Linked DNA regions of Homo sapiens: region 2 is linked to region 1. A link is a contact called in ENCODE Hi-C or POLR2A ChIA-PET data. All regions are on one chromosome and are shown on one strand. Each heading gives the region's core, a stretch centred on a gene start or an enhancer-like site at or near the end of the contact. The rest is flanking DNA. Distances are from core to core; before and after follow the strand shown.

The links. A loop is a pair of places that touch in the nucleus more often than their neighbours do. ChIA-PET counts read pairs that join two places held with the same protein, here RNA polymerase II (POLR2A). Pooled maps may share reads with other maps.
Region 2: a map with no recorded cell type shows a loop between it and region 1 (3-fold over the local background). The contact joins two enhancer-like sites. A Hi-C loop is called at or near these places in 3 of 37 single-sample maps with no recorded cell type and 3 of 50 pooled maps. POLR2A ChIA-PET finds 5 or more read pairs at or near these places in 1 of 52 experiments (OCI-LY7).

The regions. Positions count from the first base shown.
Region 1 is chr4:147,749,992-147,756,302 of GRCh38, reverse strand. All of the region lies in intron 1 of ARHGAP10 (Rho GTPase activating protein 10), which reads right to left. Among named protein-coding and RNA genes, the nearest start is that of ARHGAP10, 21 kb to the right of the region's middle. Within about 2 kb of position 2,167, at least 4 of the 41 ENCODE cell types and tissues checked have a DNase peak (open chromatin) inside an H3K27ac peak, as active enhancers do.
Region 2 is chr4:147,938,889-147,945,095 of GRCh38, reverse strand. It overlaps ARHGAP10 (Rho GTPase activating protein 10), which reads right to left. Exons shown (of 23, transcript NM_024605.4): 14 at 5,197-5,271. Among named protein-coding and RNA genes, the nearest start is that of MIR4799, 160 kb to the right of the region's middle. Within about 2 kb of position 4,760, at least 2 of the 41 ENCODE cell types and tissues checked have a DNase peak (open chromatin) inside an H3K27ac peak, as active enhancers do.

The DNA of each region.
Region 1 (6,311 bases), core at 918-3,417:
TCCTCTACAACAAGGGCTGGACCACAAACAAATTTTTCCCAGACTTACTTGGGGCTAGGGAGAGCAATTAAGAACTGCGGCCCATGAGGTATTAGCAGAAGCTGACTGGAGAGTCCTGGGAAAGCCTTGGATACAGATCCTCCCTTTCTTTTTTTTCTTTTTTTTTTTTTTTGCCTCCTAGTAAGTGGGTGGGTGTAATGACTAGGCCATCTTGCAACCATGAGGAAAAAGGCAAGAAATTTTTAGAATCCTCACCACTGACAACTAGCCAGCAACCACCTACTATTGACTTATTATGTGACAGAAAAAAAAAATTACCAACAGGGTCAAGGTCTAAAAGCCAGTTGATAACTGGCTATTCTGTTACATGCAGCTCTTCTGTTACATTCATTACTGATGCATTGCTCCTCAACACATATGTGAAATAATACAAAACAAGGACAAAATACACAGCAAACAGCCACAGAGGCTGACTCATAATGCACTACACACACACACCCACAACCACTCACACACACCCACACCCCACCTTCTTTCGTGATAGTCCAGCTTCTAAAAGAGCCAAATAGAAAAATATCACCTACACTATATAAGGGCAAGAGAAGGACAAGAGGCAGTATCTATTTAACTGTGTTTATAAGAGCAAAAGTACAGCTACTTCCTAAAATATTCCAGCAGCTCGCCAAAGAAAAGGCCAATGATGTTAGTGTTTTCCAAAACAGCCCTCTCTTTCTTCTTGATAACATGGAACTGGTATTTTTTTTTCTTTCCCTTTTTTTGAGACGGAGTTTCACTCTTGTTGCCCAGGCTGGAGTGCAATGGCGTGATCTCGGCTCACCGCAACCTCCGCCTCCTGAGTTCAAGCGATTCTCCTGCCTCAGCCTCCCGAGTAGCTAGGGTCCCTTCCTGTTTACAAACAGTCAGATGGAACAAAACACCTTGCAGTTTTCTAGAATGAATTAACTGGGAAGAAATGCCATGAACACAGAACGCCCAGACTGAGTTGATCACAAAAGACTGGTTATGTAAGAGAAAATTTAACAAGTAAAAATAAGTAAAAATTTTAATGAGAACAAAATGATATTTTTGTTCTTAAAATAACAAAAACTTCAAATGTTACATCTTTGGTTTTACTTAAATAATAAGTTTGCTTTTATTATATCCTTATTGTTTGGAATGTTTTTAAAGCAGTCATTTTGAAAGAATTTTTTTTTTTTTTTGAGACGGAGTTTCACTCTTGTCGCCCAGACTGTAGTGCAACTGCGCAGTCTCGGTTCACTGCAACCTCCATTTCCTGGGTTCAAGCAATTCTCCTGCCTCAGCCTCTCAAGTAGCTGGGACTATAGGCGTCCGCTAATTTTTGCATTTTTTAGTAGAGACAGGGTTTCACCATGTTGGTCAGGCTGGTCTCGAGCTCCTGACCTCAGGTGATCCAGCCGCCTCCACCTCCCAAAGTGCTGGGATTACAGACGTGAGCTACCACGCCCAGCCGGATTTTAATATTTCTTCAGGGACTTCATTATAATTCTAACAGAAGAATGTACAACTTATGTAGCAAAATCATTTATATTTGTCTTTTTCCTGTTATTTTGCTTTATGTTAAACAAATTCAGTGCTAATGCACATGTGTAACAGTAAAATTTCACCCAAATTCTCTAGCTGGTGAAAGACAAAAAAAAAAATTGAATACAATTACATTCAGTATGTTGAATATAAACTATCATCAAGGAAAGACAACAGAAATTCATCCAAAGGAACTAAATTTCTAACAACCCCCACTGAGCTTTTCTTTCTATCTGGAGGCAGTTTGGGGCCCTCAGTAGTTTTGAACACTATCCCAACTGTGCCCCAGAACACTGACTCCTTTCTAAGCCTGTCTTAACGTTCTGAAGTTTCATCAACTCAACTAAGGCCAAAACAGCTTTCTAGCCCCTTTCACCTCCTGTGCATCAAAGTACTCAGCAGGAATTTGCAAGAGGAACTACAATAGCAACAAATGGTATGGAGTTACTTACAAAAGGCATCGTATGCCTTATGTAAATGACACCTGGAAACAGAACAAGAATTAAAGGCCCTGAATTCCCTCAACTTGCATCTGCTTCTTAGCTTAACCTAAATAAACATTCTAGACTTCTGGGACTTCCAACTCAAACATTCCAGGAGCCAGATGGGTACTGACTCAGTGCCTATGAGCAAGGCACTGTTCTAGACACTGCTGGAGGACGAAAGACAGACACTGCCCTCAGTAAGCCAGGAGTTTACTGGAACCTGGAACACAGGCAAGGTGAGGGGTATCAAAGTTTTTAGGAACGTTAGGTCTTTCTTAGAACGAGTAGTAGCAGATGAATGGAAGCCCCAAACTATGAAATAATGTCACATCATCTTTGCTCAATTTGTTAATCTCTCTAACCACAAATTAAGCATCAAGAGGAAGGACTCTCATACATGTGGAATTATTAAACGGTGCAGCCTCAATACTCTCTCACTCTCATCCCAATGTAAATTTTCAACATTCATGAATACGTGAGCATCATGAAAATAGTTTCGAAAGGGGAAAAAAATCATTCTCTCAAATATAATTTTCTCATTTACTGGTTCATTTCCTTAATTACTTGTTCACTGCAAACAAACATAAGAAAATTGACTTCAGGCCAGGGGCAGTGGCTCACGCCTGTAATCCCAGCACTCTGGGAGGCTGAGGCAGGCAGATCACCTGAGGTCAGGAGTTCAAGACCAACCTGGCCAACATGGTGAAACTCCATCTCCACTAAAAAAAAAAAAAAACCAAAAAATTAGCCAGGTACGGTGGTGCACACCTATAGCCCCAGCTACTCAGGAGGCTGAGGCAGGAGAATCGCTTGAACCCAGGAGGCAGAGGTTGTAGTGAGCCGAGATCACATCACTGTACTCCAGCCTGGACAACAGACTGTGTCTCAAAAAAAAAAAAGAAAAGAAAAGAAAATTGACTTCAGAGTAAACTCAACACTAGAAATGAGCTTCCTGAACTGACAGGACAGAGCAGATATATCTAAGTGGCCGCTGCAGGCATGTTTCATGTTTCCTTATCTATGGTGTAAGAAGGTTGGACATTCCTTCCAGCTCCAACACAGCAGTCAGGAGACGAGTTTTATTTCCAGCTTTCCATACGCAAATTGAGGTTTACTAAATTCAGTATTTACTGGCTAAACTCTGAAATGTTTTAAAACTGACTACAGTGTCTTCACTGATACTATTACTTTGCCATATGACTTTGGACAAAATTCTTAACCTTCTGGGTAGCAGGCTCCTCATAGGTGAATCTGGAGAAAATTTACTTCAGATTAAATACATTGAGAATACCATCACCAAAGAGAATAAAAATACTTCTAAAAATAAAAGGAATGGCTATTATTTGGGAAGAAAATAAAATGGCAACACAGGCATGAGATAAGCAGCAAATTTAATCAAAGGCCCAGATCAGCATTAATAGTAAAGCAGGCCAGGTGCGGCAGCTCACGCCTGTAATCCCGGCACTTTGGGAGGCCAAGGTGGGAGGATCACTTGAGGTCAGGAATTTGAGACCAGCCTGGCCAACATGGCAAAACTCCGTCTCTACTAAAATACAGAAATCAGCCAGGCATGGCGGCGCACACCTGTAATTCCAGCTACTCGGGAGGCTGAGGCACAAGAATCACTTGAGCCCAGGAGGTGGAGGTTGCAGTGAGCCAAGATCACGCCAGCCTAAGCAACAAATGAGACCCCGTCACCAAAAAAAAAAAAAAGATCAAACTGTGAGTACAGATTAAACCTGTGTACCCTCTATTAAATCATTAACAGTAACATTACTTTTTAAAGTCTGCTTTGTTTAAAAGCAAACAATAGCGTTTTTTTCAATTTTTTGTAATGCAAATAAAATAGCACAGCCACTATTCCAGATTATATGAAAATGACTTCCTTTCCTATAACTTTTAATAGCTTAAAGGAAGTTTCTATCACTTGATAGAAAATTTTTAATTTCCCGAAAGTAAGCTTTGCAGACATTACAACCCCACGACTTTACACAAGATAACACCCCAAATCAGATCTGTGAAATACTGTATCAATGACAATAATGCATGCTCTTCTATAATACTAAAGGCTTGGCCAGGCGTTGTGGCTCATGCCTGTAATTCCAGCACTTTGGGAGGCCAAGGCAGGCAGATCATGAGGTTAGGAGATCAAGACCATCCTGGCCAATATGGTGAAACCCTGTCTCTACTAAAAATACAAAATTAGCTGGGTGTGGTGGCGCACGCCTATAGTCCTAGCTACTCAGGAGGCTGAGGCAGGAGAATTGCTTGAACCTGGGAGTCAGAGGTGGCAGTGAGTCGAGATCATGCCACTGCACTCCAACCTGATGGCAGAGCAACACTCCATCTTAAAAAAAAAAAAAAAAAAAAACTAAAGGCTTCAGAAAGTGTATAACTTGCAGGAGCCTCAGCTACCTAGATGAGTACCCTCGGGCAAATGTCAACCTCTCTAAACCCACGTTCTTAAATTGCAAAATGGCAATTATTACGAGATTAACTATCAGAGGACTGCTGTGAGAAATGCTAACTCCTGTGAAAACACTGGGCACAGTCTCTGAAACACAAGTGCTCCAAAAAAAGCAAAAAAAGGCCAGGTGCAGTGGCTCACACCTGTAATCCCAGTACTTTAGGGGGCCGGAGGTAGGCACATCACTTGAGGCCAGGAGTTCAAGACCAGCCTGGCCAACATGGTGAAACCCCATCTCTACTAAAAATACAAAAAAAATGGCCAGGCGTGGTAGCATGCGCCTGTCATCCCAGCTACTCAGGAGGCTGAGACAGGAGAATTGCTTGAACCCAGGAGGCGGAGGTTGCAGTGAGCCGAGATCACGCCACTGCACCCTGGCCTGGGTGGAAGAACAAGACTCTGTCTCAAAAAAAAAAAAACAACAACTATTATCTACTCCTACTACAAACACCACCATTATTATCATTAATTCCAGTAAACTTGTTTTAGTACTTCTCAGATAATGTTTAACAATAGCTAAACTTATATATCAGGTCAATTAAAATCTAACATCTCTAATCTAAAACAATAGTGATCTACTCATTGTTTGTTTTTTTTGTTTTTGGTTTTGAGGTGGCGTCTCACTCGGTTGCCCAGGCTGGAGTGCAGTGGCCAGATCTGGGCTCACTGCAACCTCTGCCTTCCGGGTTCAAGAGATTCTCCTGCCTCAGCCTCCCACGTAGATGGGACTATAGGCACGCACCATCACACCCGGCTAATTTTTATATTTTTTAGCAGAGATGGGGTTTCACCATGTTGATCAGGCTAGTCTCCAACTCCTGACCTCACGCGACCTGCCCACAATGAGCCCTCCAAAGCTCATTGTTTTAAATTGAAGATATTTTATGGCCGGGCACCAGTGGCTCACGCCTGTAATCACAGCACTTTGGGAGGCTGAGGCAGGCGGATCACGAGGTCAGGAGTTTGATGCCAGCCTGGCCAATATGGTGAAACCCCATCTCTACTAAAAAATACAAAAATTAGCCAGGCGTGGTGGTGCGTGACTGTAGTCCCAGCTACTCAGGAGGCTGAGGCAGGAGAATCGCTTGAACCCAGGAGGCGGAGGTTGCAGTGAGCTGAGATCACGCCACTGCACTCCAGCCTGGGTTACAGAGTGAGATTACAACCCCCCCCAAAAAAAAAAAAAGATATTTTATATGTACTTCCATTTAAGCAAATCCAACACATAAAAACGGATATTAATGCACACAAAACAAATAGGTTGGGTGATGACTATTCCCTTTAAAGAAATCATCACCAATCCCTCTTAATTTAGTTATATGTAAACTACGATTAGATTATGCACACACAAACACAATGCACACACACAAAGCTGAATTATGTATTAATCCCGTTCCATTCTTTCTTCCTAATGTACACTCTGACTTTTGGTATGCATTCATTAAACTGACGCCACAGTCAGAAAGAAATTAAACACCTCCCTTCATTCTAGGTGACCCTCCAACACCTTCCAAGGGTCAAATGCTCCCTGATGCATTCACTTCCACCATGGTACAACTCCCTCTCCACTCCTTTCCATTTTGTTCTCACTGCATACATTAAACCGAGAAACTGTGTTGACTCAAAACTACACTTTCAAATTTAAAGCTTTTGGAATGAAAATTTTAAGGTCAAAAAATACAAAGGTCTTTACAAAGTTGCCTCTTTGTTTTCTGGACAAAGAAGCACTTTTTAAAATCTTTTTGTTCTTTGCTTGTCAAGATAAATCAGTCCTGCCACACTCAGGTAAACACTGC
Region 2 (6,207 bases), core at 3,511-6,010, 190 kb before region 1:
ACGCTTCTAACAACCTGGCCCAGCCATACCACCACAAGCGAGTTGCAAACCTATCTGAACTTCAGATCTTCATCTGCACAATGGAGATAATGTAAATGCTCTCACAGAACGATTGAGAGCATCAAGGCAAATGAAGAACGTATACAGATTTCCATAAATAATTAAACGTAGCAGGTTATTGCCACTGCTGAGTCACTGAAAAGTATAAGCAAGCAGTGATGGTACCTACCCAAAGGGAGGAGGCAGGAAATGGGTTACGACGAATGATATTGAGCCATCAATATCAATTTGCCTGGTTTTCTACACACCTACTATGCAAAGGAGAAAGTAAGAGGTTCATGGAAAAGACTATTTCTCCCTCACTCCACGATGATGTCTTAACTAAGACCAAAAAAAACCTCGTTGTTTCAGGGTTTTTTCCCTCCCTTATACTGTATTTGTCTTCATAGAGAAGGCAACATCTTGTTAGCATTTCCTTTTTAAAAACACTAAAAAGAAAAACCTGTCAAAATGGTACCACCACATTAAGTCGTGCATGCTACTTAAAAAGTTTTAGGCTTGGGATGATGAAGGGTGGATGACAACTCAATGTTGGGCTGAAACTTTCTGAAGATAAAGTAAAACAGGAAGTGATGGTTATTTCACAGGCATAGCATCATACATATGAGGTCAATTACTCAAAGGTCTGAAGACTTTTAAAGCACTTCAACATTTCTTGATTACAGCAACTGACAGCAATATGCAATAAACTACAACAATGGCAATTGACACTGATTACATTTTGATCAGTTCCTACAATTCTGAACTCATTTGTTACTGAGCTTGTCAGACAAGCCACAGATACATTCAAGAAATCAAATTAAGCCCCCTGATTAAAGGTGCAATCCTTTATAACTAGGACTAAATAATTCTGTTCTAAAGACTTTGCCAACCAATTACTTCAGTAACTGAATATTCTCTCTCTCATTAAATCAATTATTTAAATCTCGTTTTAACATACAAGTCAGATAACATTTTCAATCAACTTGCTACCAGCAAACCACCTTTTTAAAATCCAAGAGGCTTCTAAAGGAAATCTTTTATTTCCAGCTTTCTACCAAATTATGATTCCGTATTTTGAGAATCATATTCTGTCTATGGAAAAATAAGCCATCATTCTAAATTCATGGAATAAAAAGCAGCTGTCACATCAGAAGCAAATGACTACACAGTGTCTATGTTACTAATTCTCTCTTAAATTTTCACTGTTTTCAAATAGCTCAATCATCCCTAGCAGTCCTTTAGAATCAGTGAATGCACTGGGACTAGGCAGAATTTAATAATTATTTGGGATTCAAATGTGAAAATACATTTGGAGGGTTCATTCAGAATACATGTTCTACCATAAGAAAGATAAAAACAATTTGCTTCCTTTCTGACCAAGGAAGGACACTTTATGGGTTTGTTAAAAATCTAAACTAACAAGCACAGATAAAAAGAGTTGACTTTTTATTTGGGTGAATGTTTCACGCTTACGTAACCACTGGTCATTTTTTTGAAACTGAAAATCTGCAGTCCAACCTAAATGCAAAGTGCAATTTTATGCAGCTGCTAGCACCCTACTCAACACTGACTTAGGTCCAATTTTAAAGTACTTGAAAAAGCACAGTGAATGGATGAATTTTGAAAATATGTTTTATACTTTTCAGCTACGTTAGTTCACTTTTTTCCCCAATCTATGCAACAAAGCTGTCCTACAAAGGAAACAAGGTAATGGTTTTCAAGTAAAACTCTTCTCATTTCTTGTTTTCTGTGGTTTTATGTGTGAAAATAAGGTCATCCAGCCCTTCTTGCAAATCAGATTTAGAATTAACCACTGAGCTCACCAGACCACACAAACTACTACCACATTTTCTCACAATTTCCTCTTCTTCCACTCTGATGTTTTAAACTAAAGTAGGGAAGAAGGAAGAATGTATAACAATTCTACCTCGTATCAGTTCTAATCTACCATGAACTATTGTAATTGATATTTTACATTCTCACTCCATTTACTAAAAAACCATGACTCACCTAAAGACAACTCATCTGATATTTCTCCCTGCCTTTCCAAACTGTGCTAAGTTTCTACTTTACAAAAACAATAACAACTTCTACCAAATCTGTGCGCCCTGTCTTAGAGGCTGCAAAGGGGAAGAAAAAGGCAGGCATCTGCTTATATGGGCATGTTCTTTCAGCAGCTTAAGAAGCTTGGTCCAGGGAAAGGCTTAGAGGCTGCTGGAAATCCAGCGGATAGCTGCCTTAGGCTCCCAGAGGGGAAGACAACTAAGAATACCCTCTCATCACCGGATGGAGGAAGGCAGCTGCCTGCTCCTTTACCTGGCCTCGAGGAGAATAACTGCCTCTCTATTTAGACAGTTTTCTATGGTCAATGTCATTGCTATTTCATGCCAGCTGGGAATTAGGGGAGAAGGAAAGAAGGGGGAGAGAATAAAGAGGATAAGGAGGGAACAAAGGGGCAGGAGAAGGAGGACGGAGAGAAGGATAGTGGAAAGAAACATTTTGCTATTTTAATATGAAATATGAAGGGAAAAAACATACCAGAAAAAAGAGACAAGTGAAAAAACATGCAAGAGATTAAGCATATACCCTTTTAGAAATCATTATAAACTTTTACATGAGTATTTAAATAAGACTTAAAACACTTTAACAAACAATACAAAGTACTTTGTGTAAAAATGGCAATAAAAAATTCTAAAGTAAATAATTAGCTCTCAAGAACTACAGAGAATTGGATAAATGGCAGCTCTCCTCAAAAAATAGTACATGGCTTGGGACTGTTTCTCAAATACTTAAAAATTAAATTATTTCCCATTTCTACAAAGACAATGCATTACAAACAAAATGTTCCTTGAAAAAATTCAAATTTGAAATAAACCTATTACCTGCAGGAATAATAATAAACACTAATTGCTTTAAAAAAGCAAAGTTAAAAACTTGGCAGACCCACACAATTTTTTCCTCTTCAGGATATACATGTAACCCTCTAACAATGAGCAAAATGGGAAAAGTTGGAGAAAAAAATGCCCCTAAGATTATGTAGACATGACTATTCAAAACTCTAAAACCCTTTTTTTGGAAGAGGCGTTAAATTATTTCCATTTGAACACTCAATCAGTGTTCAATATGAAGGGAAAAAACACACCAGAAAAAAGAGACAAGTCCACTCCATCAGAATAAAAGGAAAGAAATAAGGAAACATTTAAGTGATTAGGAAATAGCAAATAAATATATTTTGTCAAGGGCTAAGGTTTGTATTGGTAGCATAAGGTAATAAGAAAATGGTATTAATGCTAATGAAAATCCAAAGTTTTTGACTGATAATCTTAAATTCACACTAGGAATTATTTATAGATTACTCAAAACAAATGTATATTGTGTAACCCTCTTAAATGAATGGCTTAATGAGGAGGTAACAAGTCAGTATCTGTCTCACATCAATTCTCTAACTTTCCTCTGATTGCAGAATGGTATTACTGAAAACATAAGCATTTCCCTTGCCAGCAATATGTGTGAGGTTGTGTCACACTCATGTCCTGGGCTTCTCTACTCTGAGGCCCATGAAAAGTAAAAACAGTTTTCCAGGTCACGAATTTTTTGAGGGTTTAGATATTTAAAAACACCTTGTAAGTTAAGGACTGGCTTGGGACATTTCCCATGAGCAGAGCAAACTACCACGCTGAGTTTAGCAATGCTGTACACGTAGAATTTTATGAGATGACCAACAAATTTTGAGACAGCTTAGCACTTCAAGGTGACCACAGAAAAACCCTTGTTCAAACTTTCCTTGAACAGGAACAAGATGATAATAAAAATAATGCCAGGTCCTTAGGACCAATTTACCAGCAAAATGTGCCTTTCAGTCCACATTTCCCATTCTGTTATCAATATACTCTTCCAGTTCTAATCATCATAACACCATCTTGGAAATGAAAGAAGTGATTCCAATTTTAAAATTAAGTAAAAGCAGATGCTGTACTCCCATTAAATTCTTCCAGCTGCTACTGAACCACTGGCAACCTGAGTCTATTTAATTTGGAGACCACTATTGGTAAAAAGGAAAATCTGACTGCCAAAATTGCACACCCAAGTTAAACCAGAGAGGCAGAAAATGAAAACAGCTTATGGAAGTGAATGTATTCTAATAAGGCTCTCCAACTGATGACGGGCAATTTCTCCTGTGGTTAATAGCTTATAAAAGATTGTTGCTTATTAAATCCTTAATTCAAATATAGGCAAACAAGCAATCCTATCTGTAGCATGGCAGTTGATTTTATTCAACTTGGCTCATGCTTCCTAAAAATGACTCTTTGCTGTAATGTTTTAAGATGCAGACAGGTTGGAATGCATTCACAGCACACCTGAGGGCATTGTTAATATTGATTAATTAAAGTAAGGTATCAAATAAATTAATATGTAGCAAGATCATAATGACAGATTGGTTTGATACACAGGCCCTCTAGCCTGATGAGTTATCATCACTCTTCAAGAGGCAGCCTGTTTTGGGGTGGGGGAGAAGTGGAGTGTCTTACAGGTGGCAATGAACTGACAGCAGTGTGTAATGTAAAAGCGCTTTGTCATTCACATAATGTCTGGGGTAATGAAATGAATTCACTTTCTGGCTTCCTCTAGTCTGCGATGCCAAAGAACACTGTGTTATCAGCACAGATGGAGCATGCATGGTTCTGGAGGAGAGCCTGGTGTGAACTACAAACAAGCCACTGTGAATACCAATGAATCCCTGAGAATCAGACCCTTGCTGTCAAATGACAGTTTTGGAAGCTCCATAAAAATGAGCGAGTCCCAGTGGTCTTGTCCAACCAAATGTACTGTCACAATTCTGGACAGGCTATTTGGAAGCCACGCAAATCATAGAGGCCTGACTGCCACTTCCCTGTGAGAAGCAAGCACAGGAAGATAGTCAACCAGGGGGTGCATTCTTTTTTCATTTCTTAATAAGAGGTAATAGACAATCTATGCTGATGCAAATACTAATCTACTTCTGTGGGTCAATTGTCTCTGCTCAGCAGAAAACTCCTGTAGAAAGTAGAGGAATGGAATGACAAGTATTCTCTACATTATTATGAAATATTAAGCTGTGAAGTCAATGAACATACACAAATAACACATGGAAAAATGATTAGAAAAGAGGCATACCCATCAACATACTCAGAAGTCTCTGGACCTTTGAACTCACCCCCACAACTCTGTACAATCCTTGGTCATTTATACCTATGGGAAGAAACAAACTATTAGCAAAATAGAAGACTATCATATTTTAAAAGCCATCAAACAGTTGCATTCAAAATCTTTGCTAACTAACATTAGCAGCATTCCTGTTAACTATAAAAATAACCTTTGAAAAAATCAAGTGTTTAACAACTTGTTTTACTAGCTTTTTATCTGTAAGTTGTGGTTAAAAAAATAATCTCAGCAAACAATGTTCCATGTGGACAAAAATGAAATGCCTCAATGTTAGTAAGTTAGTTAAGTATCATGGATACATTGAAATGAATACCAATCCAATTTGTAAAGATGCACTAAAACTTTTATGTTTACTGTATTTACTTGTTTACATTTTTCTTCAAAAGTTTTAGCCTTTTAAAAATACGGTGATGATTAGTACATAGAAATCATTGTTTGGATGATTTCTGAAAACCATAGAAATTCATTCAAAACTAAAGCAAAACTGTAATTTTTTTTAAAGTTGTTACATGTCCTGTCCAGTGAGGAGCTGTGAAACTTCAAATCAATATCACCACAAAGTATACTGCAAAATGAACCAAATCAATGCATCCTCTCTCTCTACAGAGATCTGAAAACAAATTGTCCCTGAAAACAAGAGACATATAAAAGAAAATGTATTGTCAAACCTAATTTGGTATGCTGAACAAATATCCTTATCATTTGCATTCTGATCTGAACAAATCAATGACGAAAAGACATTTTTGATGCAATTAGCAAACTGAGTAGCATTAAGGGTAAGAAAATCTCCATTTGTTTAAAGTTGCATCCTGAAAGGGTTAAAAGTAACCTTACATTTGCTTTAAGAGGGAAAAAGGGATAGATGAAACAACTGTGGCAAAATCTTGATAATTATTGAATCTGGATGAGAATATGGGAATTCATTATACCAATCTCTCTACTTTTTTATGCTTGAAAATTTTC